Regions from separate parts of the Mus musculus genome. Here region 2 is linked to region 1. A link is a loop called in an ENCODE intact Hi-C map of the cell type or tissue named here. Cell type or tissue: gastrocnemius. All regions are shown on one strand. Links, peaks and the distances in the headings refer to the core of each region. The heading gives the core; the rest is flanking DNA.

The links. Peaks named below come from ENCODE experiments on the same cell type or tissue, not always from the same donor. Only the 100,000 strongest peaks of a DNase experiment are listed, where the experiment ranks them.
Region 2: a loop joins it to region 1, with 5 times the contacts of the local background. A loop is called at or near these places in 9 of 42 quality-filtered maps.

Annotation. Positions count from the first base shown.
Region 1 is chr1:164,749,261-164,765,149 of GRCm38, reverse strand. No RefSeq gene overlaps it. Among named protein-coding and RNA genes, the nearest start is that of Dpt, 39 kb to the left of the region's middle. In gastrocnemius, for the core only: no CTCF peak of the experiment used is centred there; no DNase peak of the experiment used is centred there; H3K27ac peaks cover 1,566 bases.
Region 2 is chr1:165,125,082-165,140,970 of GRCm38, reverse strand. Tbx19 (T-box 19) reads left to right here. Exons shown (of 8, transcript NM_032005.4): 7 at 705-840; 8 at 1,714-3,118. The coding sequence ends at 2,008. Among named protein-coding and RNA genes, the nearest start is that of Tbx19, 28 kb to the left of the region's middle. In gastrocnemius, for the core only: a CTCF peak has its summit at 8,282; a DNase peak (open chromatin) is centred at 8,286; H3K4me3 peaks cover 186 bases.

The DNA of each region.
Region 1 (15,889 bases), core at 5,160-10,159:
ATCTTGCTTTGCAAACAACTTATTCTGTTCTAAGGGCACTTCTGTGGATACAAATTTGAATATTTTGTTCACAGTTTGTGTATGCCTGCATGTCTCCTTCGGAAACATTATGCATTCTAGTACTCAAGATTAGGCAAAATGTATAATATAAAGTGAGTGTATATTAGAATTCTTTCTTGTTGTGAATGTGATGTTTTTCTTGTGGTCTAATGGGGCTGGCAGGAGAAAAAGAAAGACTATCAGTTCAATACCCAGAGAAAAAAAATAGGTGCTTTAGTAGTTTCTGAGTAAACTGAAAAATACTTTCTAAATGTGTCTATTTCTGTGCTTCCAAGTTGGCTACAATTTCTTTACATACTTTTGTGCTAGAACTTTCCCATCCTCTGCCTTGAGATATAAGTGCCTCATTTCTCTGTGTCTCTATCTTGTCCTCTCTCAATCTCTCTGTCTCTTTTCCCCCTCTCTTTTTCTAAAATAAAAATTGGCATTAATATTTTCATGATTAATAAAAGTTATGAGTAGCTCTATTAAATTAACTAGATTAACTTTGACTTTATGTAGTAAAATATTTGTATTTTAAGTGAACCAATTAGAACTGAGAGAACCTTAAGCACTAGAGAAAATATTGGTTAATTATTCATCTGATAAGATATGTTAATACACAGATGTATAAGGGAATGACAAATCAAATAGTCTACTTAAGCAATAGGGAACTGATCTGAATAGACATTTTCCAAAGGAAAAAATGCTCACCAACACAAATTATCAGAAGGACAAAAAATAAAACTACAGTAAGATATTGTTACATTCCCTTGGAATGGGTATTTTTTTTAAAAAAAGATGTAATAATAAATGCTATCAAGGATATAAAAACAAGAAAATAAATGCTATTCCATTTTTGGTGCTATATTATAATCAACATGGGAAATTGTGTGGTGGCTCCTCCAGTAACTAAAATTTGACATAACTATTTCACTACCAGGTATAGAACTAAAGAGAATGGAGTCACTGTATCAGGGGCCCATACATCCCACATTTATTTTATAGTAGACAATGTAAAAATCCAATGGCAGTGTCCCTGAATGGATGAACAGATAAAGGAGATGTGGGCAGCAACACAATGCAATACCATTCTATAGAACCTAAAATGACATCCTGTCATTTGTGGCATAAATGCAGGTAGGGATAGTGTGATTAGTGAAGGAACCTGGTCATAGAGGACAAATTCTGCAGAAGCTCACTTGTAGAAACAAAGTGTAGATACACTTTTGTAGAAACAAAAATAAGAACAAACAAACAAAAAAATTGAATCTCATAGAAGTAGAGAGAACAATTGTCACTTGATACTGCAGAGAGATTGAGGAATGGGGAGGCAAAACAACAGGCACAACAGTGGAGTGCCAAGGAAGGAGATGGCCTGAGTGCTCTATAGCATGGTAGCATACCTACTGCCACAGCAATTTTATGTATATTTCCAAATAACTAAAAAAGAAGGAACCAATGACTCACAAAACAGGGAAATAGTAACTTTTTAGCAACACAGAAATGCTAATATTTGATCATTACATACTTCAGCTTATACTGTACTCTATTGACGTACAAATATGTTTCAGTTAAAAATAATTTTATACAGTGGTATATACCCTAAATAATAGCACCTGGGAAGATGAGGCAGGGGGATTAACCTGGGAAGCATACCAAGATTTTGTCGCCCCCCCCCCATCTCTGTCACTCTGTTTATCAGTCTATAATTTTTAAAGAGATAAAGTTGGGATTTCAAATGAATCTCTTTGACCTTCCTACCACCACCCTTAATGTGACCTAATGTAAGTCCTGGATCTAAGCAAATTTTCCTTCTGAGTTTTGCTGTATCTTTGTCTTCTTGAGAATCATCTTGGGGATTAAAATAATTTAGTATTGACGAAATTATAAACGTTCTTTGCAAATGCTCATCCAAGGTGAATTTTACATTTATAAATAGAATTCAGAATAAATATCACTGTTATTTCTTTGAACAGATATTTGTACATATATAGCTTTGCCTGGATCTCTGATCATGACTCTTTTAAACATGTGGGTTACGTCAAGGGAGGATGAGGGACACTACAAAGGGAAGCAACCAGTGGATGGTTGAGTCTGCTAAGCATCTCTGAGGGAGTCATTAAAGCAATTTGTCATCACTTTAGTTCAGGTGAATTGTGAGGTAAACTCTCTATAGGGTGTTCCTTCACTCCTGGTTACAGTTATTATCTTGATGGTGACTGAAATTAGATGCAGAGTCCTTTAAATGAAGATGAGAACCTAGTGATCGAGACCACAGTAGATGAATGGATTTTTCTCCTCACAACAGTGGGAAGAGTTTGAATAAGGCTTGAAGTTAATCATGAATCTTGTTCTTAAACAAAATCACCACCATTCTGTCCTACAAAGGAGAAGGTTGTCTCTCTTTTCATATTTGATAGCTGAAAGGAGAGAAGTCACATAATAATTTATTATATTTATTTCATAATAGCTACAGTAAGAGATAAATACACACATACCAATGCAAACACACTAATCCAAACAGCCACAGAACACTAGGTGCTTATAAAAGGCCTTACTCATGCACTTCTGGATCTTTCTACTATCCCCTTGGTGAGGAAAGGTTCCTCTGAGCTAGGCCATGCCCAGGCCTCCTGGTGGACAGCAGGGAAATAACTCGGGCAGGGTGAAAGAAGCAGATGTGGCAAGTTTGCCAGTGTGTGCAACAGAAGAAAAAAAAAGACACAAGATTAAGGCAAACATTTACTCATTTTTCCATATGACCTAGAATTCCTGGTTGTTTTTCTACCGTTCTCTCCATGTTTCAACAACAAAGCAAAACAAAAACAAGAAACAAAAAACAAAAAAAACCCTTCCAAACAAAACAAAACATAAAACTATATCAACCCTGTAAAATTTAATCAATAGTGACTTTCATCCCATCCTTAGGGTCCCAAAGCTTATATATTAATGAAGAACATGGAAATTGTCACTTTTGGATTCTTTTTTAGTCTCTGTCTTTTATCTATTCCTCAGCTATCTTCACATTCTTAGCAACTTGAACATAATACTTCATGCTACATATTAAGACTTTTTAGTTCCTCAAAGTTTCTTAAGAGAGAAAAGTCATGTTTATTTGATTGTATAGTGCTAAGAACTAAATATTCCCCAGGGGATAGAGTCATACTTATGTTAGACTCTGTAGTTCTGGTTGAGTGATTGGAACTGTATGATAATAGATTGTTGAGATTTTGAAAGCCAATAATTAAATTACTTCAGGCTCTCATTAGCTCCTTAATAGCCATTTATTGCCCACCTGTGTATTTGACCTAACATCTTTCTGACATCACATGAGACCTTTGGGGTGTTCATATCTCACTAGTTTCCACCAATACCACACAACATCTCGAACCTACAGCAGAGATGTCTTTGCTGTGCTAAACCTGCCCACCTGATGTTGTCATTGAAGGATTTTGAAAAGAAAGCAAACTAAAGAAACCTTGACTTATGACTTTCTTTTGTTCTGTAGCTATAAAAAGTTCATGAAATTGTTTCAACCGTTGAACGTATTTGGAGAAGAAACCTAAATTCCTATTTCCAGGCCATGGTGACTCATATTTGGCCCAAGAATAAGTCGAATCTTAGTTTCTTTGAGGTGAGAGTTGTGTTTTATAATTGTCTTCATGAGTAGCATGGAAACAGTAGGTGGCCCAAAACAAATTGGGATATATGTCTAAATTAATAAAAGGAATGATGGGGTGAGCAGATGGGATACTCATATGTGACCTCCCACACATCTTTATAAACTTAACCTGAATGTCAATACTAACTTAGTTACATATCAAGTATGATAAATAAGAAGAGCCCTTTAAGTAGGTAGATTTCAGATATCATTTAAGCTTTTAAAGGAGAAGTGTCTACATAGTATAAGATCCAATTCAGTCATCTAAATACTCAAAAAGAGACAGCATATCCATTCCAGTCTGATTGCTTTAGTTGTCTCCTATGATGGCTATTTAATGATTCTATTTTTGGGCAATGGCTTGGCCAGCAGTTGATCCAGAAATTTATGCACAGGGGTCAAGACTCAAGTCCTATCTCCAGTCTCCTGTGTTCCAGAAGGAACACATTCTACAGCTGTCACGGTCCATCCACAAATGATATGTGTTCCAAGTTGGAGCTCCAAGTTAATTTATGCTTTAAACAAAGCACAAATTAAATCTAGATAGAATTCACCCAAGAAGTTTGAGGAACTCGGAATAATGGCAGCATGGAAATATGACCATTTTCCAAGAAACATTAGCTCATAGGGCTACCAGGGCAGACTGACATCACCTCCTCCATGTGCAGACCACTCCCCAACAAGGGACTGAAGAGTGCCTGGTTGGCTTGTTGAGCCACGATGGAGAATCTCTGATAAATTAAGAAGACTTTGGGTGATTCAGTGAACATCACTTCCTGGGAGAAATGTCATTTTCTGACAGGGGGAAACTTGGCTCAACGATTTACCTAAAGAACACTTTAGAGAATAAATTCAGACATTAAAGGGGTAGCCAAGGTATAAACAACAAACATGTTTCTTCTGAATATCATAAGACCGCTTCTAAATCCTCCAGTTTAATACTACATGTAAGTTTAAAAGGGGGGACAATTACACAAGCAATGTTTGAAGGCCACACCCCTTCCTGAGTACAATGGGAAGCAAAGACCTGTGTCTCCCAAAAACATTTACATCTCTGGGTGTCCTGGGGTAACTGCCTTTTCTCCCAATATGCTCCTCCTCCTTCCAATAGCTTCCGTAGGTTTAGTACTACTATCTTATCTAGCAACACAAAACATTATCACCTAGAACCCTCATCTTTTCTTCCAGGTTGATTACCTGAGGGAAACATAGATCTGATCACATATCTTCCCTGATTCCATCCTTTAGTCCCTCATCAGAGACGGAATGAAATGATTTCCTCAGCATGATGGAAGAGAGTCTTCAACCCTTGAGCTGTCTTTCCAGGCACCGCTCCTACTAGAATTTTCTAACATTAAAGTTGCTTTTGTCTAAATTATATTTTATTGTTTGAGAACTGTGTATACTGGTGAGTGTGTGTGTGTGTCTATGTGTGTGTGTGAGAGTATGTGTGTGTGAATGAGTGTGTGTGTGCATGCTCACGCCTTTGTGTCTCTGCGAGTGCTGTGAATGTGTGTGTGAATGTGTCTATGTGTGAATGTGTATGTGTGTGTGTGCATGTTTTGATCAAGTCCACCCTATTCCCTCCCTTCTAATCATTCTCTTATCCCCCTAACATTACTCCCTCCCAATTTTGTCATTTTTAAACTCAAAGTACACTTAGCGCTTGCCTGTGTGTTCTAAGACACAGGACCATCCATCTACTACTAATACAGGAATAGCCTCTTGGTGGCCTCCTCCTTAAAGAAAACTGATTCTCTCCCCCACTTTCAACTGCTAATAGCGCCTTCGTTAGGGGTGAGACTCCTGACAACCCTCCCATAGAACCCCACCTCCATCCACCATACTGGAATTTTATCTGACATGATCTTGCACAGACCTTAGGCATGCTGTCACACTGCTGTGTGTTCACATTTGCAACTGCCTTGTGTCTGGAAACCAAAATGATAACAACAACAACCAGTCTCCATGTAGTCACTCTCCTCCCTACAGTGCTTCTCTCTGCTCTGCCTTCTAAATACTGAAGCTACAGGCACGAGCCACCAGTCTGTCTGAAATTTTCCATTTCACGGTCCAATAAATTTTTTTATTGTTAAGCTAGTTGGAAATTGTAACTTGTTCAGTGCTCACAGGTTCCCATTTCAGCCTTCTAACTGATGCAGCCCTGGCTCCTGCCCCTGCATCCCCACTTTAATAAAGAGAAAACAAAGCACAGGTCAGGGAACAGATGTGCTCAGAGGAAAACAGGTGCAGATTTGCTCTGAGAAGACAGGCTTCCATCACCGGGAGTGTCCTTTCTCCAAGATTCCTCAGCCTGCTGTGTATATAGTAGTAGATTTCCTATGTAAACTGGTATTTTAGTGGCTTTTCATTTACCAGGTGGTGACAAACCTATCCCTTTGGTCCCCAGAACTCCTTGAGTATGTAACACTAACTTGGAATGAAACCATATGGGTAGGGCCACTCTGCTTTCCTGACCCCTTCTTAAGTCCCTGTGTCACTTGTGTGACTTGATGTCTGCCTTGTGCAGTCACATATACACAGGGAGAGTTTCCATAGCATCCAGCAGGTATGAAGGGTACTCCTGTGAAATATGCATCTTTGAGTAGATGTGGAACATCAAATCTGACTCATTTCCATGTTTCCAAGTCCCCCCACCCTGCCCATGTGTGCAAAGTTTTATTGGTCTGTTCATTTGTCATTGAAAAGATTGTTTTTTTATCCACATCTTTCTGAATGCATCTCTGCCTCCACCCTTCTCCTTTTCCTTCATCTCTTTCTCTTCTATATCCACCGTGCTTTGAAGCCTCCCATCCTTGAATCATGTCACTACTATTTAAAGAGGTAGAAACCTTTTCTGTGTTCCAGCTGGACATGTGCTAAATGCAGTGGTTGCTATAGTAATAACTCCTCCCATGCCGGAACAGTCATATCAAAGTAAAAAAAAAAATAACCTTTTCTATGAGCAAGAAATATGAAAATAAAAGGATTTACTTGCAAAGTATACCACATGCCACTGGTGTTATATTCCATGAAATTAGACTTTCTAACACTTTATTTAAAATACCAACAAAAGACCTACAAACAGCCAACATAGATTGCTTATTTTCACAGGTACCCTCACCCCATAAGTCTTTCCCAACTTATTCCCATGATTATATAATTCTTCTGTGTCTCCAACACACTTAAATATAGATTTTTTTTCCTTTCCTGTTAACTATTAATATTAACTGACAGGTATATAGATCCCTAAGCACACAATAACATGTTTTATGTGTACAAGATGTTCTGTGCTTGCTTCCTGAGGATGCCCATCCTGTGGAAAAGGGAAGAGAGATGTAGGACTGGTAGTGTTAACAGTGGTAATTTCTTGAGGCAATGGTTTTGAAGGGCCCGATGAAAGAAACTGACATTTCTAGGACAAGCACCCTCTCTTTCTACAGAGGGAAAGGAAGCACGGGTAGAAGCTGAGGTCTGTGTTTGTGGTTTGCATGGTTAAAACTGCAAATGCTCTAGTTGATGCTGTCTGAAAACACACACACACGCGGGCGCATCAAGTGTAAAAAACGAGTCACAATGATGGTTGCGTTAAATACATTTCTCATTGCTAAGCCAGCAGCCAATTGCCAACACTCTATTGAAATTCAGTTTGTTAATTACTTACTTAATTACTTACTTACAGTGATATCTAACCTCTTTTAATCAGCTCATGGTCATTGTACATGTTTATGGGGTAGTGTGACATTTTAGTACATGTATACAATGTTTAATGAGTATGTGACAAACAGTAATTGGCACCCTCACCTCCTTGTCTCTAGAATCCAACATTTTGGTTTGCTTTTATTTCTGAAACCACTGTCTTGACTCATAGTGTCTTTGTTCTGCATCTAGACTCTTGACGGCTTCCTAACTTGCCTTCCTATTTCTAATGCAGTTTCTGCCCTGCAAAAATAATTACATCTCTAAAATATCATCTCACTGATTAGTTTCCCTAGTTAAAAACACCTTCATGGCTTTTCAGATTCTATTGAGAATGGAAGCCAGCCTTCTATGACCAACCACCAAGATGTTTCATCGTTTAGACCCGCCTACTTGTCTCTCCTTCTTGCATACTCTCACAGCTCATACTAAAATGCTTACAGGTCCTTAAATGTATCCCTGCCTCTTGCTGTCTGGGAGTTTGTGCTTCTTGTCCCTCTGCCTGATTCACTTCCTCTTCCTTCCTAGTCTTGGCATGATGAATCGTCATGTGCTCCTCTTGAATGCCATTGTGTCAGAAATCTGTCCTGATCTTCCAGGACTAGAGTGGCTGTTTTTCAAAATGGAACCATTTCTATCTTGGCCCCACCTTAAGTAGCATTCATTTATCTCTGTCGTGCTGTAAGTAATACTTATTTTCAAAGAAAGCCCACATCCCATTTATCACTGTTTCCCTAACATCTTGCACAACAGCTGGCTTATAACATGCATTCTTCAAATCATTTGTCAGATAAATTTTTTAATTAAAAAAAAAAAACTTGGCACTCAGAATGATCAAAAGCCTTGCCCAAAGTTCTTTGCCAAGTAAATAAATGGTAAATCTAAGCCTTTATCTCCCACCCCCTTTACCTCTCCCCTCTCCCATAGCCCCGGCTCTTCTATATGGTAAGGGCTCATAAATGTCTACTTACACTCATAACTCTCTTCAGAAGTGAAGAATCACATCTAGTGGTACATCAACCTTTCTTTCTACAAGGACAATGCCCAAACTTAGCACCACTTAACTAATTCAGTCTCTATGCTCTCTTAAGAATGTTTAACTGGCTTGGGAACAGTGCAATTCATCTTTAATCCCAGCACTCTGGAGCTGGAAGCAAGCAGATCTCTATAAATTCAAGGTCAGCCTGGTCTGTACAGAGATTTCCAGGCCATAGTGATATAGTAAGACCCTGAATTGGAAAAAAAATACGGAGAAGTAACAGAAGAAGACACCCAGTGTCTGACTCTGGTTTCTGCATACATATACACATGTGTGTGCACACATATGCACACATATGTACATATATACATATAAAGGAGAAAGAAAGAATGAAAGGAAGGAAGGAGAGAGAGGAAGAGAAAGAAAGAAAGAAAGAAGGAAAGAAAGAAAGAAAGAAAGAAAGAAAGAAAGAAAGAAAGAAAGAAAGAAAGAAAGAAAGAAAGAAACTAAGTCTAACTGGATTGAAGTGTAAGTAGATCTTGTTCCCAGACAGTGTGCAATGTGCTAATCAGAGATGTGCAGAGACTGGACTGTTGGGAATACAAAGAGGGAAGAAGCCCAGGTCTACCAGGAGGACTAGTTAAAAATGGAAGTGGTTACATAAAAGGGTTCACAGTAAAAATCTCAACACTATTCTTCTTTTTTAAAGTTATGACATTAGCAATAGTTGAGTTCTGTGTTCCCTCCTCAGATGGAAGATGTTCTTGACTTTGGCTATAAACATCTGCAATTCCGATTTAGACTTCTCCACAAGAGCTGCACAATCATCCTATTTTGGCTTCCAGCTCAGTTACTCTGTTACAAGCTTTGACTCCACAACTCTGGGGTAATAGAACACAAGGGCATAGTTTGAAAATAGAGCATGCATCTGCTGCGGATTGTTATTTTGGTTTAATGAGGACTTGCTGTTTCCTGAATTCCTATAATCATTTGATGAATTGTGCTGGTGACTTGCTCTGCAGGCTTTGAACATGTGGTACCCATTGGGGTACAGTGGCGGGGGGGGGGGGGCCTAACTCACCCTCTTCCCCATGAAAGCAATCTTCTAGTAAAACATTGTAAGGGCAAATGTGTGTATTGATTGCTGGCTAAATAGAGAAATGATGCAGCGATGGATAATTTGCTTCGCTGAATGAAGAGAAGATCGGCTCCACCCCATACTAAATACTCTCCGTTCCATGTCCTAATGTATGCCTGCATGTGTAAAGCATGTTAGGGGTTGTAAAGATGGATAAAACAGCTCGACCTTCACAGCATTTCTCAAAAGGAATCAGGAGCCATATCCACACACAAGAAAGGCAATCTGGGATGAGGGCTATTTGAGGCATAAGTAACCATTTTATTTGTTTACCCTGGCTCAATTTGCAAAGAACTTCCATGTGCATTGCCTCGTTCAGTCCTCACAATGGTCCTGAGTGTCCTGCTAGTGTCTTCATTTTGAAGTTACAGATGATATAGGATGAGAAGAGCAAATACCTTGTTCAACTTCCCACAGCTAGAGATTAATATGGATTTCTAAAATCCCAGCCCCACAGCTGAAGGCCATGGGAAGCTGAGAATGTAAACAGATACCATGAACTCTAAGTTTCATGGAGGACATGTAGCTTCAACTGTGGCTCCACCTTCCAGATGAGTCGAGTCAAAAGAAGGAAAGGAATCCCTGAGAAAGAGAAAATACCTGAGCTAAGAACTCTGAGGTGTCTGAGGTGGTGAGAGATGAGTAAGGGGATCCATCCCATAAACAACCACCAAACCCAGACACTATTGCATATGCCAGCAAGATTTTGCTGACAGGACCCTGATATAGCTATCTTTTGTGAGGCTATGCCAGTGCCTGGCAAATACAGAAGTGGATGCTCACAGTCATCTATTGTATGGCACACAGGGCCCCTAATGAAGGAGCTAGAGAAATTACCCAAGGAGCTAAAGGGGTCTGCAACACTATAGGAGGAACAACAATATGAACTAACCAGTACCTCCCAGAACTGTGTCTCTAGTTGCATATGTAGCAGAGGATGGCCTAGTCAGCCATCAATGGGAGGAGAGGCCCTTGGTCTTGCAAAGATTATATGCCCCAGTACAGGGGAATGCCAGGGCCAGAAAGCAGGAGTGGGTGGGTTGGGGAGCAGGGCTGGGGGAGGGTATATGGGACTTTCAGGATAGCATTTGAAATGTAAATAAAGAAAATATCTAATAAAAAGAAGCATGACTGTGTGTGACATTGTTTATGTCATCAAAACCAATGCATCAAATAAAAACTGTGGATGGTTTTAAGCCATTTATATGTTTCAGAAGTATTCTTGTCCTCACAGACTACTGATTTTGGAGAAAACCTACACACAAAAGAAGTGAGACTAAAAAGAGTGTCTTAGATAGTAGTCATATTATGATGTCCACATGAGTTCTAGAGGTGTAGAGTTTTATTTTGATTTATTTATATTTCCATTGATGTATTGATTGGCCTCAGGGAAGTCAGCTCTGGATTGTGGGGATCAAATTGCTCTAAAGAAATCAATGCATTCAGAGGTATTCACCATGGAGTTAGTCCCTGACAGTGTATTGAAAAGTTCAGAGTGAGCCGAAGTGCCTCGCTTTTACCTGGTGAGTGTTCTCAGATGGGCGTGTGGTGTGTGGAGCTGCCAAGGGATGCTCATGGGCTTGGAAAGGATTGAGGGGTTTAAGGAAAATGAGTGAGTTCTCTGTGTGAGGTGCGGAACTATGCTGACTCATCCCATTCTGAAACCAACCAACCCCCATGGAAGAAGGAAGGCAGACTGTGAAGGCAGATGCTGCTCTTAGAGCCAAGGCAGGCAGAAGTGTAACAATTGGATGCTGATTGACTCTAATGTGTTCCTGGCAAGAGAGTGGCACACACAAAAAATATGATGTCACTCAACTATCAGCTTTAGACAAGCAAATGTATCACAAATGCATGTACAGGTTGTCAGAGCTCTTCAAGGAGTTAAGCAGCCTACCTGAAGACTGTCAGCCTGTGGCAAAGCCAGAATTGCAAATGAGGTCTTTCTGATCTCCAACTCTATGGCAACTTTATATTAAAGGGTAAACATTTTAATATACAGACTCATAACGGGTCAGAACACTACAAATGATTGACAGGGGCATGCTCAGCCTTAAGTGCGGTATTATCTGTCCATCAGAGCCAGAGGATGGGAAGGGTGCACTGCAGTAGGTGCCTTCTGGACTTGACATGGCCTTTGCCTTCATGAACTCAGGGCAGATGTGTTTTCCTCCACAAGATCTGAATAAGATTGGCCTGGTGAACCATCCATCATGGATAAGGGAGGGGCTTATGAGGCCCCTCCCTCCCTCGGGGGACTACCGACAGTTAATGAAGGCTGGTGACTATCATTTTCTTCAGTAGTGTAGCCACAGATAAGCTGTTCATGCTCCAGGAAATAACCTTGGGCTCCTGGAAGCAATCCTAGTTAAACTCAGTGGCTCTCACACTCAATGGCATAGATTTAGGATGCCGACTTCTTGGGAATAAAATAAATGTTTCAGCAGCAGGAGTGTATATATTAGGTACTTTGCTATCGCTGTGATAAAACAACATGACCAAGACAACTTAGAGAAGAAAAGACGTATTTGGGGCTGACAGTTCTAGCCAGTTCAGAGTCCATGACCATCATTGCAGACATCATAGCAGCAGGCAAGCAGGTATGGCCCTGGAGCAGAAGCCGAGAGCTCACAGCCTGATCCATAAACAGACAGCAAAGAAAGCTGATGAACTAGAGTCTTTTGAAACTGTTAGTTCTCCCCTGGTCACATACTTCCTCCAGCAATACCATATCTCCTAATCTTCCCCAAACAGCCACTAGCTGGGGATGAAGAATTTAAATCCCTGAGACTTGTGTGCAACACTTTATTCAAATTAACACAGAAGGGGAATGAGAGAAAGAAATGGGGGTGAAAACATCAAAATTCCCTGTATATGTGTGTGAAATTGTCAAGGAATAAAAATTAAATAGTTAAGAAGAGTGATCATTTTGTCAAAGTTTCTTAGATGAATTAATTAATTAGCACAGTAGAGGTGCTAAACCCCAAACTAGAAAGTTTGCAAAGATTGCAAAGTGTTTCATGTACTAATGTGCACATGCATACTGTGTGTGGGATGTTTACATGGTGTGCATGCGTGTGTGTGTGTGTGTGTGTGTGTGTGTGTGTGTGTGTGTGTGTGTAAGAAGCAAAGCCTTGCTCTTGTTAAGCATGTGTCCTCCTGAGATACAATTCTACTTCATTTCCTTGTACGTGGCTGATTGTGCAGCACAGTTGGTGGAATGGCTGCTCTCTTCCCTCCACTGAATTATCTCTTCATTTTTATCTAAAAAGCAAACTGACCATACACATGTGAGCTTTATTCTGAATCGTTTTATTGATCTGTTTATCAACAGTCTACATCTTGGTATTACTGTAGATTTACGGTAAGTGAGATAGCTTAAATGTTCCAACTTCTTCCATCTTCTGCATGGGCTCATTGATGACTTTAGTTCTTTTGAATTTGACCTAAAGTTCTAAGTCAGCATTCTAGTTCCTGTAAAAACACCTTCTGGGCCTTGTATAATACTCTCTGGAATCTCTTCATCATTTGGGGGGCAATTGACATTTTAAAACCTTTTTATTTGAAATAACTATAGATTTAGGGGAAGTTGCAAAAGTGATATAGATTCACAGAGCCTTCAACTTATTTACCCCAACATTTTCATAATAGAGTTAACACATTATGAACCAATAAAACCATGCATCATGTGTGTGTGTGTGTTTGTTTTTTGAGTTTTTCTGTTTGGTGTTTTGTGTTTGTTTGTTTGTTTGTTTGTTTTGTTTGTTTGTTTTGTTTGTTTTATTTTTTTAAAACAAGGTTTCTCTGTTTTAGCTCTGGAACTCCTGGATCTCACTCTGTAGACCAAGGTGGCCTTGAACTCACAGAGATCTACTTGCCTTTGCCTTGCAAGTGCTGGGATTAAAGGCATGTGTCAACATCTCCTCGCTGTGTGTGCAGTTTTATATCTTTGCAACACATGTAGAATTGCCTAACCATCCCCACAAACATAGTACAAACTGTTCATCATTCCAAAAATGCCTCTAACGCAACTGCTTTTATACGCATCCTGTCCACCATCCTCAGTCATCCCTTCCCTCTGAAAACTGTTCATTGACTCATCGTCTCTCTCTATATGTTGACATAGAAACACGATCTAAAACTACAATGAGTTACTACCTCATACCAATTAAAGTGTTTAGGATTAAAAACAACAACAACTGGCCACACCAAATGATGAGGAGACACAACAGGATTCAAGTTCATTGCTTGTGGAAGTATAAAGTGGTACAGTCACTTTATAAGTCTCTATAAGAACAATCACACTCCTTAGACCTCACTTAAGTAAGTTCAATATGTGTGGCCATATAAAACCTGAATACAGATAAAGTAGCATTATTCAGAAATGACAAGACTGAGAAGAAACCTGGTGTCCCATAGGTGAAGGGATAATAAGTTCAATACACCCAGATGGTAGAATATAATCTAGCCCCAAACAAAAAGAATCTTCATGCCACAAAAAGTCAGAACTTCATAAACATTTCACATAAGCATGACAGAAGGTAATCAAAAATGTAACATATTCCGAACTATCATAACATTCTGGGGAAAGGTGAACATATAGAGAGTAAAAAGTTCAGTGGTTGCTAGGACCTAGGGAAAAGAGGAGTCATTGATAGAACATAGAAGATTTTAGAGATGCTGTCAATAGATATTTATCCAAACCCACAGAATGCACAACCCCAAAACTGAAATTTGAGGGTATATATATATATATATATATTCCATTGGGATCACCCTTCTACAGTTTGAATATGCCACATTCATCATCCATCTGTTCACCTACAAAAAGGTATTTGATTGCTCCAATATTTGGGTTATCACATATAAACCGGCCAACAATTGTACACATGGATTTTTCTTCATATGTAAGTTCTCCTGTTTCTGGAATGAATGAGAAGGACTGTATTTCCTGAGCTGTAAGTATGGGTTTAGTTTTGAAAGAAACTGCTAAGCTTTGTCCTACGTGCCTAGGGTACTATATATAATTACCGACTACATAAGGGAGGCCCGGTGCATCATTGTCTGTCTGACACTGTCTCCATGTTTTTATTTAGGTGTGCTCACATGTGGGTAGGGAAGTGGGCATCTAAGAATGAATCCTCGGAGTTGGCCATTTTTCATCATGATGACAAAAACACCTGTACCAGTTTAGGAAGGCTTTCCTCCGGATTAGTTTCAGGGTCTTCAATCCATCACTACTTATCTCACTGGTCCTGTGTAAGAGTGGGGAAGAATAAGGTAGGGAGTTCATGGCAAATCAGAGCCATGAACTTGTGGAGGACATAAGGCAGAGAGGTTGAGAGAAAGAGGCAGGAACAAGATGTGCCCTTCAGAGACATGCCCGTAGTGACCTACTTCCCTGGTTTCTACCATCTTCCAACAATGCATCAAATTATGAACCAACTAATGTATCCACTGATGAAGCTAGAGCTCCTACAATCCAGTCACACCCCAGAAATCCAGAAACTTACAATCAAGCCACACAAAGCCTTTTCAGGGATGCAAATACCCAAGCCATGACAATTCCCGAATCCATTAAAATAGCTTATCTTACTAGATCTTCTTTGAGTTCTGTTAGGAATGTTTGTATAGTTTCCAGTTTGCAGGGATTAGACCTCTCTTGTCTTCTTTATTACTCTGCATTGTTTATATTTTTGCTACTATAAATGCCAATTTATGATATACAATTGCTTGTGGTTAATGTGTATAAATATAATTGATTTTGTGTATCACCTTTGCATCCCGCAAACCTGTTATGTTCAATTATCAGAGCTACTGATAAGATTCTGCTGAACTTCTACAAAGAGTAGCATATTATTGGCAAGAGTAAATGTCTGTCTGTCTGTCTGTCTGTCTGTCTGTCTGTCTTTTCTTTCTTTCTTTCTTTCTTTCTTTCTTTCATTCTCTCTCTTTTTCTCTCTTCCTTCCTTCCTTCTTTCCTTTCTTTCTTTCTTTCTTTATCTCTCTCTCTCCTTCCCTCTCTCCCTCTCTCCCTCCCTCCTTCCCTCCCTCCCATCCTTCCTTCCTTCCTTCCTTCCTTCCTTCCTTCCTTCCTTCCTTCCTTCCTTCCTTCCTTCCATCGGTTGGGACTTTCAGTATAATGTAAACAACCTGGTTACAGTACCTATTCCTCAGTACTTTTCCTAGTGTTTTTCAGTGTTATTTTACTCATTGTAGAATTTTTCTAGATGTCTCTTACCAGAATTTTCTCTTACTATAGTGCTGAGTTTTAACAAGCAATGGGCTTTGAATTTTTGTTCATATTTTTCTGCATAGCAGATTGCATCGGTTGATTATTTAGATGTTAAACCAATGTTACATTTCATGA
Region 2 (15,889 bases), core at 5,210-10,209, 380 kb before region 1:
ATCACACAACAGTAATTTTAGCCCACACGCCGTGTGCTAGATTTCTGGACTGACTCATTCCGTGTACCTGCCTACTTTCCTCGTCTCCCCTCCCCTGGTGCTTCCATGCAGCCTCTGCTTCTCCTGCAGCCTCTGCTTCTCCTGCAGCCTCTGCTTCTCCTGCAGCCTCTGCTTCTCCTGCAGCCTCTGCTTCTCCTGCAGCCTCTGCTTCTCCATATCCAATGTTCCTGTAGTCTACACACAAACGAGGCTGTGCAGTGCTTTGTTCCTGTGAAAAGAGGCTGCTCTTGAAAAGTTCAAATCTCTGGGATCTCGAAGGAGAATAGAGGCCAGGACCTGAGAAATATACTTTGGGCTTTGGCATCCCTTGGGCTTTGTGTGTGGGATGCTGATATGGTCCATTCTTGAAGGGTAGTGAACACGATGAAGGGAGTAGGCAGATGTGCATTGCACAGGGCAAAGTGGCCTCTCTCCCCCCAGGCTTGTGGATAAAGTGATGGCATCGAGGCTTTTGGGAAGGTTATCAACTCAGTAGCACCTGGGCTGTAGTTAGCATTCAATAAACACAACCTTCCTATTTTGTCTGTGTACTTCAGAAGCTGCTAACAAACGGCTATGCCTGTGGCATAAGCTGCCTTGAGATAAAGTCACTGGCTGCTGTCTTTACATATCCTGTCAACTGAACTGTTGTTATTCCCCCAAAGTGAATTTGATAGAAAGCTCAAGCAACAATCTGCAAGTTTTCTCGGGACCTGACAGCTGGACTTCCTTATCCTCCACACCCCATGCCAGCATCCTGTCTGTACCCCACAGCAATGGCCCAATCAACCCAGGGCCCAGGTAAGAGCAGTGCCAGGAACTCACTCCCAGGGGCACTTGGAGGACTGTGCATTGCTTCCAGGATGTGTCCGTTTCAGTCCGTTTAAGTCACTGTTCTGACATTAAGCTAATAGGAAATGAAGGTGAGAATGGATGGCTCTTTTGCTGATGGAGAAAGGGTGGTGGACAATTCCCTGTTTAGCAATAAGCAATAATTAATTTTGTGGCCATATCATTTATGGGTTGGAACACTGATGTAATTGGCCCATCTCTCCAGGCTTTGGACCAGGGAGCAGAGTTGAGAGGTGAGGCTCTGGGATGTGAGCATGATAGACACACCATGGGTGGGGCACTGACGGCTTGGCCTTGCATACAACAATCTCTGTGGTGTACAGAATTGTTTCTTCATTTTCGGAGGATGTAGAAGATGGGCCTCAGAGATAGGAAGTAACTCAACCAAGGTCACAGAGCTAATGATGGCAGAAGAGTCATAGGCAAGGGCTTCTGGAGGCAGTATCCTGCTGGTCTGTCACACATTCCCTGCCTTGGCCAGGGAGGGACCATGTCACAACTCATACAGTCCAAGTCCCTTCCATTCACAGTTTTAACTATTGTAGACAGCTGGGAGGGAGTCTCAGAGATGAAACACTGTTTGAAATTGAGTAGCTTTTATTACTAGCAGGGCCAGCACCAGAATCTAGCCCCCCCTTTTTTCTTTCTTATTCACTACATCTATATTTCACTGGGATCCTTGGCTTTCTGTAGAAATAGAGACACAGTCATTGCCAGAAGTCCTCCCGGGAATATTGCTGGCCCTCTCGGCAATGTATGTGTGCTTGGTAGTGTTTCATTGCTAAAGTATCACTTCTGATTCCCATCTCTCCATTTCTGCAGCCCCTATCCGTGCCTGTGGACCATTAGCAATGGAGGTGGGGGCCCCGTGGCATCAGGCTCAGAGGTGCACGCCAGCACCTCAGGAACAATTCTCCTTGGGAACCCTGCTGTCACTTCACCTTCCTCTTTGCTCCCCACCCAAGCGACCACTTCAGCTGGTGTGGAGGTCTTGGGTGAACCTTCACTAACCAGCATTGCTGTGTCCACCTGGACAGCCGTGGCCTCACACCCCCTCCCAGGCTGGGGTGGCCCAGGTGGAGCTGGGCGCCATTCTTCCTCTTCATTGGATAGTTAGGCAGGATCCTAGGAGCTGCTGCCAGTAGAGAACTGTCTGTATTTGTGTCCATAGCAACCTAATCTGATGATTCCAGAGAGTTGAGCATCAGGGTCTCTTGAGCCAGAGGCCTGGAGCGGTGCATGGTGATGCCCAAAAGCCTCCCAGAAAAAACGGTTTAGTCTAGGTGACTCTGATGTTACTACTTGTGTCTCTCACCATTTCCTGTGGCTCTCCTGCTTTCTCTGAGTTGATTTATCTTGGCCACGCTTAGGTTGCAAAGTCAGCTTGGTCTAAGTGCCCTGCTCCTTACTCTCAAGCCGTTCTGGGAAGCCTCACTTCCTTTTTTCTGGAGTCGGTGCATGGTTTTGAGGAGAGCTCAAATTTTGCCTATGGAGGTTGCTGCTTTTTAGCTTTGTACAGACTTGGAAAGAGTGTGTGGCCCTAAGACCCGAGCTGGCTTCTGCGTTGAGACCTAGAGAAGATGAGAGGCCATAAAGTTAACAACAGCAAGCTAGTACTAACGTGTTGCTCACAGAAGTGTGCTGGGAAGTCAGGAAATGAGGCTGAGCCCTCACTAGGTCATCATTAGTGGCTCCCATTGCCTACAGAATGAAGTTCGATGACCCCATATTCTAAAGACAGCCTCTACCATTTGGCGTTGCTCCATGCCTCTGGCGTTGACTCCTGTTAACCTTTCAGCACCCTCCGCTCAAGGCTCCTGTTAACCTTTCAGCACCCTCCGCTCGAGGCTCCTGTTAACCTTTCAGCACCCTCCGCTCGAGGCAGACAGCTCTCCTTACTCTGAACACTTGCTTCCTGTGCTTGAAGCATCCCCTCTCCTGTCCCACCTGTGTGAATTGTACCTGCTTGGCCAGGACTGGTTGAAAGGCCACTCTGCTGTCAATCACCTGAGGTGATGTTTGGCTTATCTCTGTCCCCTGCTTTCCCTCTATTTTTACCTCAGGCATAGAGCTCGCCTCATTCTGCCTTATATTTCTGCGAGTGTATCTGTCTCCCTCATAGACTGTGAGCCTCATGAGGGTGAGAGCTAGCCCTCCTCATCGTGCCCATAGCCCCTGGTACTGTGCCTTGATTACCGTAGGTGCCCAATAAACATTTGCTGAGTTGAGTTGGTGTGATGTGTGTGTTTGCCAAAAGGACTGTGCGGAGCTGACTGGGAGGGAGAAGTCTGACACTAGCCTGTGACACAGAAACAAGTCATTGTGGAAGCCAGGGGCATGCTGGTTCCTCGGTCTCCTCATCTGAGGCACAGCCAGTTCTGTGATTGCTATGATACATGGAAACGAGCGAGCTTGAGCCGTTATGTCCAAACATGGCTCTCTGTGTTTGCTGTGCTGGGATCCCTGGGACACGTATAGGAATATAGATTCCTGAGTATGTCCTGTATCTGTGGGAATACAATCTCTGGGCTGAGATTCAGGTATCTGTACTTCTAAAATCCTGGAAAGTAGTTGAAGACTGTTTATTTCAAACAGAGAAGAAGAATGGGGGATATTCCGGGCCTTAGTTCATAAATTTCAACTCCTACCCCAACCGAGGTCATTGCTGGAGTCAGCGGGCACAGGCACCACCCCCCTCATTCATCTCTCCTGCTCTTACCCACCGCTGGCTGCGCTCATCACTGTAGAAGCTCGCTTTCCAGATCTGAGTGTTTCACACATCGCCATCAGCCTACACTGACTGAGCAGTCATCAGGTTGCCAGTGAGGTAGCCCAAAGCTCCCAGCAGAGGCCCAGCGGTTCCACCACTACCCCATCAGCTGAGCTCTCTCCACGCTAAACCTGTGGGTGCCAACTGCGGCATTGCTGGGACTCCACATAACATGTGACTAATTGAGGTTCTTTTAAAAGTCACCTCAGATCTCTGGAAACAATAACACCTCAGCTGTGTGGTGTCCTGGGAGGCCATATTTATTGCTCCAGTTGGGCTTGCCAGGCTAGAGCTCTGGGCCACTAATTGGTGGGAATGACTAAGGCAGGCTATCCTCGAGTGACTATTATTTGAAAGGCTGCTCCATTGTCGTGTTCCCATGGCTGTATTGTACCCAGGTCCCCAGCGACTCTGTGACATCATTAGACAACATTAAGGTCTTAAAACATTAGCATCTCTGCCAGGTGGTAGTTTAATAAGTTTTAAGAAGTGGCCATAGCTTCTTCTGACAGAGCTTTGAGTGAAGGCCTTGTCCCCAGTTGCTGTTAACCATTTCTATGTGCCAAAGGAGGCGTTGTCTACATGTATTAAAATATGAAAGCCCATCTTCATCTTTCCCAGACCTCCCAGCCTAGAGCGAACAAAATGTACAGTCCAGAGACTCCAAAGGGCAAGAGACCAATCACCTTCATTCTTGTTTCATTCATTTTGCCCTGGTGGCTCCCATCCTTCACAGAGCCCTACTGTGTATAGCAGCTGAGCTGGAGGTTTCACCAGCGTGGTGGGACGCTCGGCTCGGAAGCTGAGGAAATTCATATGTGCAGTTAATCCTTCTGCATGTAGGATCTCCTTGCAGTCAGCTAGCCAGCCAGAGCCACTGTCTTTCGGAGCTTTTCTCTGAACACTCAAGGGCTAATTTGTGCTTGGGAAGAACAATAATACTATTTCTTGAAATGGGTTTAATAAGATGGTATCTGATATGTTAGGTGCACTTTGGAGCCTGCATCCCATTTTCTTACTCACGTGTTTTTACCCAGATAAAACAAAACCTGCACCACATCAAGTTTTCAGTCCTGTTGTGTAAAATTTGAGGAGACGAAATCCCACCTGGGTAGAAAGAATCACACAATTCTTCTAGCTACAGAGTAGATCCGACTCTTCCCTAGTCTGTTCCATTCTCGTCTCTACGCTAGCCCAAAGCCCTGTTACTCCTTTTCTGGCTTTTATTTGGGCTGGTGAGACCTTACCAACTTTTCTCTCCCTGTGAACCTGTGGTCCACATAACCCTGCACCCCATGTTGGATCCAGTTGCTATGGAGACTACGAATTTCCTTCCCATCATTCCATGGGCACCGCTTGAACTCGGAGGGAGTTGTGGAGAGGGATTTGTTTCCATGGCCTGAGCTATTGACAAGAAGTCTCAGTAAAATCTCTTTTACAAAATACATGGTGTGTCACCTTGAGAGAGGGAACCCCTTTTGATGAATTGTCTCTAGAAGAGTGACCTGTAGGCAGTTCTGTCGGGTCATTTTCTCAGTTGATGATTGTGGGAGGGCCTGGCCCACTGAGGGAGGTACCACCCTGGGCAGGTGATCTTGAGATGCACAAGAAAACAGGCTGAGGAAGCCACGGAGGGCTAGTCAGTAACTTTCCACTAGTACATGAATAACCTTATCAACTTCTAGTTTACAAGCTACAAAACTTACCTGTTTAAAGTGTTTAAGTTACTGATGTTTAAAATTTTTATTACACATATTATTTACTTATGAGTGTTGAGGGGCATATGCCATGCCATATGTGTGGCCAGGGGACTACTTTTGGGAATTTATTCCCTTTAGGTCACTCCTGACTAGGTGGTCCTGGGTTGTATGAGAAAGCAGGCAGAGCAAGCCATAGAGAACAGGCGAGAAGACAGGACCCCCACATGGTTTCTGCTTCCAGTCCTGCTTTCACACTCCTGCTTTGAGTTCCTGCCCTGACTTTCTTCAGTGATGGACTATTATCTAGGTGTTATAAGATGAAGCAAAGCCTTTTCTCTCCCAGGTTTCTTAGAGTCATGGTGTTTATCACAGCAACATAAGGGAATGAAGTAAGCAGAAAGAAGGTCATATCATTGTTCTAATTTAAACTTTTGGCTACTGGGACCGTCAACACTCACCTGTTCAGGTTCCTAGAAAACCGTGGAATTCCTCCTTCCTCTCGTGAGTTACTGCTGAGGCCCTGGACACTCCATCCAAGAATCATAACTAGCCGTTTTTAGCCCATGCCGGAAGAGGTGAAGCTCTGAGAATCACCTCTTTCAGTTACTGGTGCAGCCAATATCCCAGTGGCTGCATGAGTCCACGTTGGGCTCATACGAGTCTCTGAACTCCACAGTAGGCTGGACCTGCCCACACCAGTCATTAATCAAGAAAATGTTCCCACAGACATGAGCTGGTCTGGTGGGTGAGATGATCTTTCCGAAGTGATTTTAGTTTGTGTCATGTTGACAAAAACTAGCCGGCTCACACAACACACTTGCTGCAGCCCAGCCTACACAGTGCTTGCTTGTATTTTATGCTATTTAAGACTGACTCTCTGGTCCATTTTGGAATGGGACAGCAGAGGGGTAAGATGTAGCTGCTAGAGTTTCCCGGTATCATGGCGGATCCACAAGGATTCACCATTGGAGGAGTAGGATTTAAATAAGGCTTACAAGATTAGGTTTTAGTTGTTGAGCCCAGAGATTGAGGTACCATTGTTTCAGGGGGTGGGGGGAGGAAGAACGACTCTCTGAAATGTCTTGACGTTGGACTACTGAGTTGAATTGCTAATGTTTATCGAGCACTTACTCTGTGACACTACTGTGTTAAGTACTTTGCATGCATTATCAAACTAAATACGTTTGAAAGGTACTTAGCATTTTAAATGGCTCTATTAATTTCTAATTTGCAAAGCAGAAACGTTACGAATTTAAAGCGTTTAAGTTAGTGATATTTAATTTTTAAATTATGTTTATTTATATGTATGTATGTATGTATGTATGTATGTATGTGGTGGTGGGGATCAGTAGACTTGCCACCAAGCACCTTCACTTACCCAGCCCTCTTGCTGGCTTCAGTTTATAGGTTTTTAAAGCATATTTACAGAGTTGAACAAGCACCATTTAATTATAAGCCATCTTCATCAGCCTATAAAGATAACTTACTTGTATTGGTTGTCATCCCTGCTCCCTTCCGGTTTCTCTACAACTCCCAGCCCCAGGCAGCTATGAGTGTACTTCCTCTATAGACTTCCCCATCCTGGATGCTTCATGGACACGAATTCATGTGACTTTGGTGACTTTCCTGGGTAGCTTCTTTTACTCAGTGTATAACCTTAGAGGTTCATTGATGCTGGACACACCAACATGCATGTTCATTGATATAGGACACACCAGCATCCCCTGATGCAGGACACACCAGCATCCCAGTTCATTGATGCAGGGCACTGCAGCATGCCTGTTCCTTTCTGTGCAGACGATATTCGGTCCTATAAACTTGCACTGTGTTCATACTATCGTTTACTTGGTTAGTGAGCATCTGGTCTGATGCCGCTTTTTGAATATTGGTGTGTAAGTTCTTTTGTGGCCTAGAAGCTGCCAGCTCACTCTCCATTGTACAGATGAGGAGGGAGATTCAGAAAGCTGGGCTTCCTGAAGCCATACAGCTACTAGGAAGCTAGACTCAGGTCTCTGATGACAGTTACACATCCCTGCACACAACTCGGTGTCATTGCTGTATTGGGAGGGGACCCAAGCAGGGGCGGTCACATGACTCTGGAGGTACTTCCCTTAGCTTCTCACCATGTCAACTCGGGTCTCTAGGGATACTCTAATAAAGCAAAGGGCCGGCTCCTGGGAATACACTTGTTAGAGGAAGCAGAGAGATGGCCGTCTGAGCAGAGCCTCAGGGGTTGCAGATATAAGGGACCTGGTGGCAGATGGCTGGTTCCAGGAAGGACTTACATGGCAGGAAAAAACTGTCTCCTAGAATCCCTTTGGGGCAGGTTCTGGTAAAAAACTGAATTTCCTGGAACCGTAGACTATGGGATTTGAATTCTTTATAATTTAGATTATTAATGGAAATGTGATCTCAGAGCCTGCTTAGTGAAGCTTGCAAATATTAATTATAAGTAGAAAAGAGGTGATTGATCTTGGGATAGATTATAAAAATGTACTCTTGTCACTTAGCAAAAACTGTATTGCCGGCAAAACATTCAGAGCGCTTTAAGAACTTTAAAGGGTTTAAGTGGGAGAAAAGCTTTGCATTTGTCCTGATGAGACTTTGGATGGGGAGGCCAGTGCCACGTGAGGTCACTGTTTGGTGAGCCAGCCTCCAGGGTGGTGGTGAACAAGATAATACTTGTCTTTCTAGAGGTGGTGGAGCACACCTTTAGTCCCAGCACACAGGAGGCAGAGGCAGGAGGATTTCTGTGAGTTCGAGGCCAGCCTGGTTTACAGAGCGAGTTCTAGGAGTCAGGGCTACACAGAGAAACCCTGTCTGGAAAACCAAAAGAAAACAAACCAGAAAAGTAGAGGAGAGGAAAAGGAGTAGAAAGCTACCAGAAGCCATGTTCTTACTGCTGCAGTTCCAGAAGCCGTCTGTAGGTGGGGCTATTGCTCAACACACTTGTTTTTGGAAGGAGACAGACTCAGCCACTGCAGCTGTTGTATTGCAGTCAACCCTGTATGTTTATCTCAGTTTTATTGGAAGCACCCCCAAACCCTTGTTTGCACCCTGAGCCCTAGGAACATTTACCTGTGTCCTTAAGAATGTCTTTTTGTCAAGCTGTAAAACCCCAGGCTTACAGCATGACCCACAAAGGATGAGATGTCGCATAACGGATCAAAATTTAGATTTGCTGAGTCATGCAAGTTACAGCACTGGAGCTTATCCAGTAAGGCCTGGCCTTCCAAAAGGGTGCTGGGCTTTATGCTGAACGTTGACACACACGGGCGCGCATACACACACACACACACACACACACACACACACACACACTATACACGAGTGCACCCATGCACATGCGTGCGTGATTAAGAGGCCCCTCAGCTGTGACATAAACCCACTGCGGATATAGCATTTACCTGGTACGCTCTGCAACACCCTTATGGGATTTTGAAGGCAGGAGAACTAATGAGAATATGGGCTATGAGCTGCCTAGGCTGACAAGGAAGTCCTTTGCTTCTGGCCCAGAAAGTAGGCAAGCTTGTGTGTGTGTGTGTGTGTGTGTGTGTGTGTGTGTGTGTTTCTGTGTGTTTGTGTATGTCCAACATCAATGAAGCTATGAAAGGAGAACTCATTATTTTGGAAGGATGACAAAAATCTTTGGTCATTTCCAGTTCTCTCCTCCTCTCTTCCTCCTCTTTAATTTTTTAAAAAATCAATTCAATGGTGCATATATGTGAAGTTGTCATGTGTGGGTTGTAGATGTAGGGAGATGCCCATGGATGCCAGAAGAGGGCATCATATTCTCTGGAGCTGGAGTTACAGGTGGTTGTGAGATACTGGATACAGATGCTGGCAGCCAAACTCTGGTCCTCTATGTGAGGACCTTCTAAGTACTAAGCCATGTCTCCAGCTCCTTCAACGGATACTTTAAAATAGCATACATGTTTATAGACCTCAATATAACTATCATTTTGTAAAAAAATAAAAAATAAAAAATGAGTGTCAATTTTCAAAATAAGAATGGCTTAAGTCAGCCTAGGTCCAAATACATTGAGCATAAAACATTGTTCCTTGCTAAGGACTCTAGCTGCCCTCACCTAATAAGCTAATATTTAATCATAGTAAAAAAAAAATCTCAGCAGCCCAACTTGTCCCATGTCCTGTGCAGTGTTTTAACACTCTTAAACAGATTTAAACTAAACAGGTCATAAAGAGCCAAAATACACCCACATACATATAAGTGGCAGATGACGTGAAAGGTTGTCCCCTCCTGAGCTCACCACATTCATGTGACTGATCACCGTGGATGGCACCTGACCTTGCAAGGTTGCTCTTACTACTTGGAGTCTCCTTTGCTAATTGTTAGGAGTGGGACAGGGTGTTTGTTCCTCACAATTTTAATTATTTTAGAATTCTTCTTTAGGAAGCTTTCCGTTCTGTGGATAAACCTTAGCATATTTATCTTTACCCATCTGGAAAGAGTTGAGCTCCACTTGTTTTCTGTTACAAATGGCTGCTGGAAGCGAATATCCTTGCGCTGTCTGCTGCGAATGCCTGTGAGTGTCCACAGGCTGGAGACTTCAGGGTAGAAGCCGGCCTTCAGTGTGTGCCCCTTAACCCCTATACCTGTTGTTACAATGTTTCCTAAATTGATTGCACCTGGTCACAACCCCAGTAGTAACTAATTTTGGGTCCATGACGTAACATGGCTCTTAATTTTTTCCAATTTTGAATTATGTAAGGTTTTATTCAGTTGTTTTAATTTTCACATTACCTGAGAGTGAGTATTTTGTTTTAGTTTTATTATGATCAGAGCTCTCTCTTTTCTGAAAAGTTTCTCATTTTTCTAGGCCCCCAAATTTTTTCTTCATACACTCTGGATGACACTCCTTTGTTGGCTTTAGGGCCTCTTGCTTGGAGAGAGCTTTCCTGGAGGGATGGCAGCAGTATGATTGCATGAGGTCTTAGCTTTTCATGCTGTCACCAAAGACCCAGTAGAAAGGAGAAAAGATTGATTTGGGCTCCTGGTTTTAGAGGAGCTGTCCATGGTTGTTTGGTCCCGTGTGCGAGCCAGCAACCACATGGGTGTCAAGAGGAACCCTGCCTTATAAACTTTGCTGTCCTAAACCTGTCCCAAGACGTGGACAAGGACTAAACAGTGAGCTGGATGTCAAACAGGAAAAGGCTTCTTGCTTCTTATCCCCAGCTTTGGAAGTAGCTCACCCAGATCCAATGGGGAAGGAGGAACATGGGTGCTACCCTTGGATGGACAGTAGGTAAGGTAAGTTGTGGTTAATACAAAATCACACACTATGGGAACTATTGTGGCCACTTTGATAAAACACCACCACCACCACCACCACCAAATTAATCTTTCGTACCAGTCCAGGATTGATTTTACTGTTAACTTCTCAGTTTTGGTTTTCTTGTTCCTTACTTTTGAACCAACTCTCCCCCAAATCTCAATCAAGCTCATAGATGAAACTAAGTCATCCCAGGCTATAAGCAATCAAGGGAGACTTCAGACGTGGGTAGAAAATCTTCCAAGTACTTCTTCCTGTACCAGCTGATGCTTTGCCCTTCCCCAACTTCATGGCTTTAATCGATGCTACGGTATTTTGAAGGTCCTGATTAGTTTTTATAATAGTCTCAGTGTGACCTTTTGAAACACTCTCCTTCACTGGATGAAGCCCTACGACAGGTGGGCAGCCCCTTCACCTTTGTACTTCCCCAAACTAACCGGAACTTCCATGGGATGGCAGACTCTCATCAGGGTTTCTATGCTGAGCTGTCTTCTCGAGTGACGTCATGTTTCTGTCCTTTAATGAGAATCCGTTCTGCTGACCTCAGCACTATATGCTGAGATTACTTTCAAAGTCATTTGTTGTTTAAAGACTCCTTGTGATTCCTGGAGATAGGGGGCTGTAAGTGTCTGATGAATTAATAATGTTATGAGTTTAGCATATATATGACTTCTTATGTTTGCAAAGCAGGAGACATAAATGTTTCAGCATAATGGACTTTAAATGTACCAGACTGGAAAATTATCTCCCCAGTTCTGTGTCCCTATGGCTCAATGCTTTTACTTTTATTTCCATCCAAATGCAAATGAAGATCCACCTCACAGCCCCCCCCCCCCCCCCGACTTTATCCTCTGTAGACACCGGGAGCCTTGTAAAGGGGTCTGGGATTCCAATAATTTTAAATGTGTGCCCGGCTTATGGGTTTGGAGTCACTCCCCTAAATCCAGACTGTGCATCGTCTGTTATGATTTTAGCCAAATGTGGGACAATGTGTCTTTTGTGGTGTGATGAGTGTGTCTAAAAAGTGAAGAGTGGAAAATAAATGAAGTTCGGAGAAATCAGTAACATGCGAAATGCATTTCAGATGAAAATTTAATGATCATTAAATATATACTTACCATTACTTATGGAAGAGACGCCACCTCTCAACTGCTCCCAGCACACTTTTATGTCTCTCTGTGGCCTCTTATAAAATATTTCCCGTCTGTCTGTTGTGGTTGACTCTGAAGGCTGATGCTAATGAGAAGAGGGAAACAATGTTACAACTGACAGCCACAAACAACCCTCCGACCTCAGCTAAGTCTTCAGACTTGTTTCCTTGTTGTGGGTTGGGTCATTATTGGCTTATTGGAATTCTACCTCCTTCTTTCATATTGAAGAGTGTTAATAGCAGTAAACATCACAGCTGATATTCATACGCGGATGCCCATTTGTGCACACTGAAAGACTGTCTCACAATACCTTCCTTGTTGAGACACTCATCACCATGTTCATGGACTAAAGCTGTCTTTTCCCATCTGCCTTTAGACCATGTCACTGCCATTAGCAACTGCCACCACCACCACCCATCTCCATAGTGATTTTACCATTTTTGTCTTCTGTTTAGACCTACTTTTAGTTTATGTTTATGGGTGTTTTAGCTGCATGAATGTTTGTGTACCATGTAGAGGCAAAGCCCACGAAAGCCAGAAGAGGGCAATAGCTCCCCTGTAACTGGAGTTGCAGGTAGGCGTGCCAGCCCGTGAGTGCGAGGAATCTAAGGCAGGTCCTCCAGAAGAGCAGTCAGTGCTCTTCCCCGCGGAACCATCCTCTCCAACCTGAGTTCTTTTTATTTTGTAAAACTGACACTTACTAAGCAATACCTCTCTGTGAACCCTGGGAAACCACCATTCCACTCTCGATCCTCACGATACTGACTATTCTAGCTGCCTCATATTAGTGGGATCACGCAGGTTTTGTCTTTTGGTTCTTGGAGTGCTTTCCTTAGTATATACAATTCTCATTTTTTTTTTTTTTTTTTTTTTTTTGGTGGTATGTGCCTGAGTTTCCTTCTGTTATAAAGCCAAACAAGCACACAGTTGTCTATGCATTCATGCGTCTGCAGGTGTTTGGGACGCTTCTGCCTTTCAGCTATTAGAATAATGCTACTGTGAACACAAGCATTCAGGTCTCTTGGAGACCTTCAGCTCTTCTGGGTGTCTATTCAGAAGTGGAACGGTTGGATCAGGTGACAGTTTTATTTTATTGCTTGTGAACCCGTTTTCTGCAGGGCCGTGCCTATTTCACACTCACAGTGGCACACAGGGCTCATTTGTTTCCAGTCCTTGCCAGCACTCACTATTTTCTGTTTTTTTAATTTATAGCTACTGTATTGGGTGTGAACTGGTATCTGACTGTAGCTTTGATGTTGGGCATTTATACATCTTTGGAGACGCATCTGCCTGTGACCTTCATGTGTTCTTAAGTCGTTTTGTTTCCTTGTTTCCTTGTTGAGTTGATTTTGGTCCCTTCTGTCCTCCGTCTTCTGTAAAGAGTATGCTGCACACCAAGGGCGTTAGTAGAGAACAGGGACTGCCTGGCTCTTCACACTTGAGGCTCCCTGTCTCCCATTTGCAGTGCTTTTCTGGCCTCAGGAAGGTCTTGGCTCTAACTGTGTTGTAACTAATCCCTGATATAGTGTCTCTGTTAAGGTCTGCTGCTGTGTTGGATTCATCTACTCTAATCTCCCCAGTGGCAGCAGTGGTGGAGTTCCTTGCTACCCATCCCAATGTTCTGAGTGAAACTCTCTCTCTCTCTCTCTCTCTCTCTCTCTCTCTCTCTCTCTCTCACACACACACACACACACACAGCCTTATATTTAATATGCCTTAATTAGGTCAATGTTTAGGCCACTCCCAAACATCCACATTGCTAATGCCTCCCCTCCGATCGATACTCCTAAATTATTACTTTCTAAAATCTATATTTAATCCTTGCTACCCAAGACCCAATGAGGGGGTCCTCTGGGGCCACTCTTCTGTAGCTCTTACATGATTGGTACAATGTCTTTGGCGGCTCTCAAGCCTGCATCTTACTCTTTTCCTGTATGGCGATTCTACCTCCTTCTCTCTGTTCCCTTGCCCAAGAATCCTAAAGTCCGCCTCTGTTTCCCTGCCCAGTCACTGGCTACTGGCAACTTTATTTACCAATCAAACCCAACAGGGGGCAAGGATGTACATGCGGGATTCTCATGCAACTTGGGAACCCAAATAACATAATGCAAGCTTTAAGCCAAACCCACAACATAGGCCTGGGTAACTGCTGCTGGTCTAGTCAGCCATTTTATGTTGTTATTACTGTTACGTGGAAACTTTCATGTGCTGTTACTGGGAAACTTTCTCATACCCAAGTTGAATGCATCGTCTGTTATGTCCTATACTTTGGTGTTCTTGTACACCAATCACAAAAGAGGTCAGTTGGAACTGCTTTGAATAGTTAGCTACAATAAGCCTGAACCTAAGCCAGCTAACTGGCAGCACTTCCTGCATCTGTATATAAGCTTTTATGGTTTTTGCTTTTATAAGCTGACCCTGGGATGGACCCCAACATAAGAGAGACACCTGCACCAATATAAGAAGCCATTTGGAGTAAAACTTCCTTTTTGAGTAGAGACTGAGTAAAGTTTTAAGTTCCCAAGACCTCCCTGGGAATTGATATTCTACTAGGCAGAAAGAGTCATGTTCATGGGTAATTGGCATCCTGGTTGGTAAGTTAAGACATGAATGTTAGGCAAGACAAGTCCCCTCTTTTCTTGGGGGCAGAAAGTTCTACTAAAAAAAACCCACACAACCGCTGTATATACCTCAGAGTTGCCACAATGGCTGAGCTGTGTGACTGAGAAAAATAGTATCGGTCAACTCATTGTCTGGCGGCCCTTCCATATACCACCACTGACATACCGCTCACACAGGACGGAGGCTCTCCCATCCTGAAGCAGGAAAGCTTGGGCAGCATTCAGTTTAATAAAAGATAGTACATACAGGAAGACCAACAGAGGCAACTACCTTGGACCCCTGGGAGCTCTCAGAGACTGACCTACCAAGCAAAACGCATACATAGGCTGGACCCAGGCCCCAGCACATATGTAGCAGATATGTAGCGCAGTCTCCATGTGGATCCCCCAAAAACTAGAACAGGGGCTGTCCCTATAGCTGTAGCTCGATTGTGGAATCCCTTCCCCAACAGGGCTGCTTTAGCCTTAGGGGGAGAGAATGCGCCTGTTTCTGAAGAGAATTGATGCACCAGGGTGGTGGGAGGATACCCAGGGGAATATCCATCCTCTCAGAGGAGAAAGTGAGGGAGAAGGGAGGAATTCTGTAAAGGGGGGGGGACCAGGAGTAGGGGCAGCATTTGGGATGTGAAAAAAAGATAGTACATAGACTGCTGACCCCGAGAAAAGACTACTACAGATACTTGCTGATAAGTCAAAGCTGAATAGCATTGATTATAGTGAAGGGTTGCACCATCTTCAGATCAGTGTGGGTCGTCAGGGTTTGTGGCTGTGGCTAAAGGTTCCAACAGGGAGAGGTTTCTGATATTGCAGGCCAGGGGTTGATAGGTACAGTGATGGGGATTTTGGAATAGGTTTATACTTTCCTAGTGTTCTAGAGCCTAGCTCCTGTGAGGCAGCTGGTCTACCACGGAGCTGATCTCAGGCCTTGAAGCAGGTTTTGGTGAATGGAAGAGCATCGCCAGCAAGGGGTTTGCCTTGGTGCTGCAACGGAGGCAGAGTGATCGACCTATGATCCAGCTGCATGGAGTTTCAGGACAGTTTTTTCTTTCTCTTTTCTTCTCAAGTAGACATTTAATAAAGTCTCGACAAATCTTAGTTCACAAGTTACTCACAAAACTGAAAACCTTCACTTCTTTGTGGAGCCACCAGGAGCCACTGGGGTGTCCATGCCTGGATACTGTGGTGTAACTGCTGGAAAGCGACTCTAAGTGACATACAGACAATCCAAGGTCAAAACCAAACAGTCACGTTGATGTCGCTGTTTATAACGCACTCGCTCCCGACGTCAGGACATTCTTGAAGGAAAGAATGAAAGAACTGGCAGCTTTCTCTTTCTGAAAAAGAATGTTTTGAAGCGGTAATATTTTAAAATTTATTTTTTAAAAAGTGATTCTTTGAGAATTTCATACAATGAGCTTGGATACAGAAAAGCAATGGTAACGTGGAAGTCTAAGGTTTCTTT